2 separate regions of the Mus musculus genome follow, and region 2 is linked to region 1. The links are chromatin contacts, found by POLR2A ChIA-PET in ENCODE. All regions are on one chromosome and are shown on one strand. Each heading gives the region's core, a stretch centred on a gene start or an enhancer-like site at or near the end of the contact. The rest is flanking DNA. Distances are from core to core; before and after follow the strand shown. Region 1 holds the start of Sycp3 (synaptonemal complex protein 3). Region 2 holds the start of Chpt1 (choline phosphotransferase 1).

The links. ChIA-PET counts read pairs that join two places held with the same protein, here RNA polymerase II (POLR2A).
Region 2: POLR2A ChIA-PET joins it to region 1 with 16 read pairs in embryonic stem cell. The contact joins the promoter of Chpt1 here to the promoter of Sycp3 in region 1. POLR2A ChIA-PET finds 5 or more read pairs at or near these places in 3 of 5 experiments (Patski and embryonic stem cell).

Annotation. Positions count from the first base shown.
Region 1 is chr10:88,458,220-88,461,343 of GRCm38, forward strand. It overlaps Sycp3 (synaptonemal complex protein 3), which reads left to right and starts at 1,368. Exons shown (of 9, transcript NM_011517.2): 1 at 1,368-1,493. The coding sequence starts at 1,447.
Region 2 is chr10:88,502,685-88,506,249 of GRCm38, forward strand. It overlaps Chpt1 (choline phosphotransferase 1), which reads right to left and starts at 1,286. Exons shown (of 8, transcript NM_144807.3): 1 at 901-1,286. The coding sequence starts at 1,173.

The DNA.
Region 1 (3,124 bases), core at 118-2,617:
CTCCACTGCCAGGATACCTTTCCCAGCAGAGCTGTAACACCTACTGGGGCAACCTCCCCTGCCTAAACAGAGTAAGGAAACTTCTGCCTGCATGAGCAGAGCTGTTTCATTTGCATTGGCAAAAGCCTTTTCCCTGAGAGCTGTATATGTACAGTTGTTCTAGCAAAATTTTTCTTGACATAAAGCTAACAGGGACATGATATATGTATGACACAGTCATTAAAGGGAGGGAACACGGTTTTAAAAAAATGTTTTATTTATCCTTCTCTCATATGTTACTCTTCCTCCCTCCTCTCCTCCCAATCCTCCCCCTCCCCCATTCACTCCTCCTCCGTTTCTGAGCACACACTTTTTTTTTTCTCCCCGTGACAGGGTTTCTCTGTGTAACCTTGGCTGTCCTGGAACTCACTTTGTAGACCAGGCTGGCTTTGAACTCCCGGGATTAAAAGTGTGTGCCAACCAAGGCCCGGCCCTGAGCACACACTTCTTAATAAATTATGAGACATCAGTTTCTATAGAAAAGGTAATATTTTTTCTTAAAATTTTAAATATTAAAATATTTTTAAATATTTTAATTAAAATATTTTTAAAAATATATTTAAAAACTTAATGACTCATGGAACTTGTAGAGGAATGATTTTTTAGCACTCAAGGTAATGATGATTTTTTATATGAAAATGAACACAGAAAAAACTCAGAAATCAAAAGCTAGCATAAAAAACCTTATAAACTCTGTTCTAGTGACTGCTGTACCATAAATCCTGTTTGCATGTTAGTCCTGGCTATCTATAATAACAGCGGTTCTTATAGCAATAATGAATAAAAAGTGAGTTGCAGAATATTATATTAAATGTTGAATTTTTTCGTTATTGCAATGCTCAGGCATAAAGAAAACTATGATGTATTGCTATATTAAAGACTATATGTGTTATCGAAACTCAGAAAATGTAAATCGGCTATGGTTTACTCCTATAATCCCAGCATTTAGGAAGCTATGGCAAGATTACCATGGGGCTTGAAGTCGGCCTGGGTTAGAGTTGAGACTCCGTATCAGAAAACAACAAAGAATCAAACAAAGACATCAGGAAACGGGAAGATGGATAATTTATAGTTTCCATATAGGTGTGAATGAGGATCCATGAGCAAAGATGGCCAGGTCAGGTGGGATGGGAGAGTCGGGTGTGCTGTGGATAAGACTTCCTAAAGCGAAGGAAGGAACAGCGGGAAAGTGCTGCTTCTCAGGGTAGAGGTGAGGTGTCCATCATGGAAGTGCCCCGCCCATCGTGTCCCTGCCGTTGGCTCCCACGTGAGAACGGGCATGGAGCACGTGCTAGGAGGCGGGGCTATACGTAAGCGTGTGTGTACCCATGGCGTTCAGCCAATCAGCAGAGAGCTTGGTCGGGGCCGGACTGTATTTACTCCTGCCCAAGGGCCAGGTTTCCTCAGATGCTTCGAGGGTGTGGGGACAGCGACAGCTCACCGGAGCCGCTGAGGTAAGGAGATGGGGGAGTGAAAGCCGGGTCGGCTTGGCCTTCGTGGGCCTGGGCCTCGGGAAGAGGAGGAGTCCCGGCCAGGGGGGAAGGCGCCACAACCAAGGCAGGCCAGTCGCCAACCATGGCCGGTGGGGGACAGGCGGGGACTGAGGGGAGCGGAGGTCAGGCCGAGGGAGTTGGGCATCCAGGCAGGAAGTTGGGGTCGGGCCTAGGGTTTAGGGAGTTGGGGTTCGGGCCTAGGCAGTCGAGGGTCCGGCACAGGACGTTGGGGGTCCGGCGCAGGAAGTTGGGGTTTGGGCTGAAGGAACTGGGGTCAGGCTGACGGAGTTGGTCGTGGCTGAGGGAGTTGGAGTCGTGGGCTCGGGCAATTAGGAGGCAGGGCCGAGGGAACTAGGAGTCAAGGGCTAAAGCAGTCGGGAAGCAGGGCTGGGGAGTTAGGGGTCAGGGCTGAGGGAAGTAGGGGTCCGGACCTAGGGAAGAAGGGTCAGGCTGAGGGAATTAAAGGTCACGGCCAACGGAGGTCAATGGGGAAGTAGGGGTCAGGGGTCAAGGGGACCTGGAGGCCGAAGCTTGGGAAGGAAGAGATGGCAGCCTAGGGGATTAGGAGGCGGGCCTAGGAAATCGGGGTTTGGGAGCTGCGGGAATTAAGGAATTAGGGGTCAGGAGCTAAGGAAGTCAGAAGGCGGCCCCTGGGGAGCTAGGGGTCATGGCTAAGGGCTCAGGGTCAGGGACGAGGGAATTAGCGGTTGGGACCTAAGGGATTAGGAAGCTGCGGTAGGGAATTAGGGGTCCAGGCCTAGGAGCCAGGGGCTAAGGAAAGTTAGAGGCAAGACTTTAGGAACTGGGGTCCGCGCCAAGGGAAATGGAGGCTGGCAGCTGGGAGTTAAGGGCCGGGCCTATCGAATTAGGGGCGGGACCTAGGGGACTGGGGGTGTGGCCTGGCAAACTAGGGGGTGTGGTCTACGGGGTGGGGGGTGGCCTAGGGAAATGGGGGTAGGATCTGGCAAATTAGGGTTGTGGCCTAGGGAAATGGGGGTGGGCCTGAGAGAATTTAGAGATGGGGTTTAGGGAATTAGGGCCTTTGTCCAAGGGGATTAGGAGGAGGTGGCATAGGTCAACTAGGAGGTAAGGAATCAGGGAATTTGGGGTTAGGATGAAGAAACTTAAAAATAGGAAGTATAGCAATTTAGGGGTCAGACTGAGAAAATTAAGTGTTTGGATATGGGACTCTCTCTGGTTTAGGATCTACAGCCTGGTCTACAAAGTGAGTTCCAGGATAGCCAGGGCTATACAGAGAAATCCTGTCTCGAAAAACCAAAAGAGAGAGAGACAGAGAGAGAGAGAGAGAATGAGAGTGAATATTAGGGATTATGAGTAAGGAGATTAAGGATCAGGTTTGAGAACATTAAAATTGAGTTGGGAATGACAGACTTAATGTTTGGGGATGAGGGAATTAAGGGTTGGGGCTGTGGCAATTAGGGGTAGTGGGTGAGGGAATTAATCTAGGGGTAATTTGGGATGGGGACTTTATAGGGTTGATGGAATAAAGTTCTTGGGGCCTGAGGAAATGATGGCCTTTAGAGGTTAGGAGACAGGTACTAGAAACTGAAGGGCTAGACGTTTGGGTGGTG
Region 2 (3,565 bases), core at 36-2,535, 44 kb after region 1:
GCATGGATGCAGAACATGAGCTATTTCTATTGTATTCCTGGTATCCAACCTCGACTCTCGAGTTTGTGCACGATCTATATTTACACGTAATTACAGAGGGAGCGTAAAGAAAGTAATGCCATGGAATCTGCAATGTTATCCTATATAGTGTTTCAAGACACTCTCCCTTGTTTTTATGCTCTCTATACTCAGCCCAATGAACCACTTCTGACCACCACTGTCTAAAGCCCATGTTAATATTCTTACTTTAGACTTAGGTTGGATATAATTACAACTAATAAAATATGTTGGTATTTATAATCTCAAAGTCTAGATAATTGTAAAGACTGTCACCTACATCCTGTTTGTTTTTCATGAAAAAGCCAAGGAAGCAACGAGGAAGTTTCTTATCTTATCCAGAAATAACTTATCTTCGATCAGTGCTACCAGTAATTTCAGGATCGCTAGGCACCACCTTTGAGAAACAGAATTATAAAGTGCTAAAGGGCACTTGGCCTTACCTAACCCATCCACAAGTCCTGCTAGCATGGAGATGTAGGTATTTAATCTCCAGTGTGCGAAATATGGGCTGGTGGTCCCATGGCCCCAGGGATGAGATTGGCAGACAGGGCTGGGGCAGTAAGTGACCTTGACAGCGCCCCTGCCCCCCAGAGAAGCTCAGAATGGTCACAGGATTGGGGTAGTGGTGCGACAGTCTCTAGGAGCCCCGGGGAGGCTGAAAATGAATACTGCCAGGGGACAGCAATCTGGTCGCGTCCGCACCTCCCTCCTAGAGGGAGACCTAGAGGATGCTCCGCTACGCAGGGTCTCCCCGCTCCACTGACGCCTATAGTGGAGCCGTCTCCGAAGGAGGCCCAAGGGGGGCTCCAGGGAACAGTACCATCGGGCGGCCAGCCCTACCTCCTCCGTGACTGTAGGGCAGTAGAAGATGAGCACTAGTGTGGTGACCAGGTTGATGGCGAGGCCGATGAGGGTGATGGTGTTGGGGGCCATCCAGAGCGGGATCCATTGGAGCAGCCAGGTCCAGTAAAGCTGCAGCGGCGGCTCGAACAGCGACTCTCCCACCGCGGTGTAGCGGTGCTCCTCCAGCCGCCGCAGCTGCGCGGCACTGAGCGGCTCACCTAGCGCCTTTACCCAGCGCGGCGCCGGCCTGGCCCCGGCGCCCGCCGCCATGGCTGCCTGCGGGGCCCGCCGCGACCCGGCGCAGCCCGCGGCCCGCGCGGGGGGCGGAGAGAGCCGAGCGAGGGCACAGCGCCCGGGCCAGCTCCGCCGGTGGGACTCACTTAGCAGCGGGCCGCGGGGGCGGGGCCGGGCCTCGGGGGCGGGGCAAGGCCGGGCCACGGGGGGGTGGGGCCTCAGCGAGCTCGCGGGCGGTGGCGAGGCTGGGGGCGGGACCGGGGCGGGGCCTCAGTGAGCTTGGCTCTGGACGCCCCGGGAGGGGTCAAGCAGCCTGCGCTTTCAGACTCAGGTCGAGGGCAGCTCTGGCCCTGCCGCTGTGACTTTTCTATTGGGGCTCAAGGGTTCGCCCTCCTCTCCAGCCTTTGCTCAGGTTTCCGTGACGACGCTTGGCTAGCCTGGATCCTGGTTGAGCTGGTTTTTTTCTACTGAGTGGTAGGAACAACTCTGACTTGTGTGTCTATGCCCCGGCCTCTTATTAGTCAAGAAAATGTCGCCTACTGAAACCTGGAGTGGTCACCATGTATGTACTGATCAGAAAGTACTCAAGCACCATGGGAATATACAAAGGCCCCTCCGCATATTAACTTAGTTACCCCTCACTGCGGGATCAGACGGCAAGGTTTTAAAACAAACAAACAAAACCCCCAGATCTTAGAAATATTGTCGTCAAAGGGAAACTGAATGTTTGAAACTCAAATGCCTGTTTTTTCAGACCACTTGACACTCCTTCCTTGGAGCAGAGAAAATTCTTAGCCAGTTTCACAGTTTCTTCAGTGGAGAAGGCCGATTGCCACATAATGGAAGGTCACCAGCTCCTTACTTCACAATGCACCCATTTGGACTGGGGGCTGTCATAAGCATGTTCTATTGCCTAACCAGACATAGGCTGCCCACTTGATCTAGACGTAGTGGGTCTGATCTGTATGCACCTTTCTAACACATCAGACAAGCTGGAAACTACTTTCTGCTTTCTTGGATTAAGCAACAGAGGTCATGGGATACACTCTTCCTCACCTATTTTGAGGAACGGTTAGCAACTTTTGGCTCAAAAGACAGGCCTTCCATCTCATTCTCACAGCACACTACAGAAGTATGCGTCTTACATTTTTTAATTACTGGGAAAAAAAACAAAGAATAAAGTTTATGATGTTAGAATTGATATAATTTAAATCTCAGTTCTGTGACTATAGCTGTGTTTCTTCCCACAGAGGTGAGGAGTTGTATAGCACAAGATGACTTACAAAGTCTTGAATATTCATTACCTGGCCTCTTACCAAAAATAAAATAAAATAAAATAAAATAAAATAAAATAAAATAAAATAAAATAGCTGGGTGATGGTACTGCAGGCCTTTATCCCAGCACTTTCCAGTCAGAGGCGGGGGGGGGGGGGGGGGGCAGGGGATTGGTAACACTTACATTATAGATTCCTAGTACTTTATCTTGCTCCTGGACTTTGAACTAAGCACCTTGCTGGGCCCTGCTAAGCTTTATCTTCAGTCCTTTGTTTGCTTTGATTTTGAGACAGAATCCTGCTACGCAGCCTAGACTGTCCTTGAACTAATTGCCTCTGCCTCCTAAGTAGCTCTGATTACAAGCAATTACACTTGACCTCTTCCAATGCCATGCTGTTGTAAAGGGGCATACAGCATGCTCAGAAGGTATCGACGATTGCTTTAGGCTACTTCTAGGTCAAGTACAAGGCTTGAATGAGACAGAAGTTCGTTTTGCCCAAGCATCGTGTCTGGGTAGATCATTGAGAGCTGCTGCAAACCCTCAGTGTGTGAGAGACACTGGTTTCTTCCATTTCCTTGTCTGCTGCCTTCAGGGTATTGTTCTTGTCCTGACCCAAAACAGGTGACCACAATTCCCAAACAACTAGGAGGAGGGGGAGGCAGGGGGGCTGAACTTCCTGGCTTTGAGGCTGTGATCCAAAGTTTCATTCCTCATTTCTGACAGAACCCTGTCATGTGAGTGTGACACCTATTTGCAAGGAGAGCTAAATGAAGCCCTTATCTGGCCAATGGCTGGTCGACTAATTTCTACTACTGTTGAAAAGTGAGGGAGTGGATGTTAGAGAGCCATGCATGTGTTCTGATATTTTTATACACCATTTAAAAAAGATACTATTTTATTAATTCCTTGAAAATCTCATACAATATACTTTGATCATATTAATCCCTGTTCCTCTCCCTAATTCCTCCCACCCCTATCTCCTAACCTCCCTGTCTTCATATCCTCTTTATTATTATTGGTTTTTGTAACCCATCAAGTCCAGTTTATGAATTGAATTTGTCCTGCATGTGGAAGGAAGCATGGCGAGTACTCGATCCGGTGACTCCTGGTCAGCTGACTCCTTAAAGAAAGCAAAGTGGGTTCTCCCTCTCC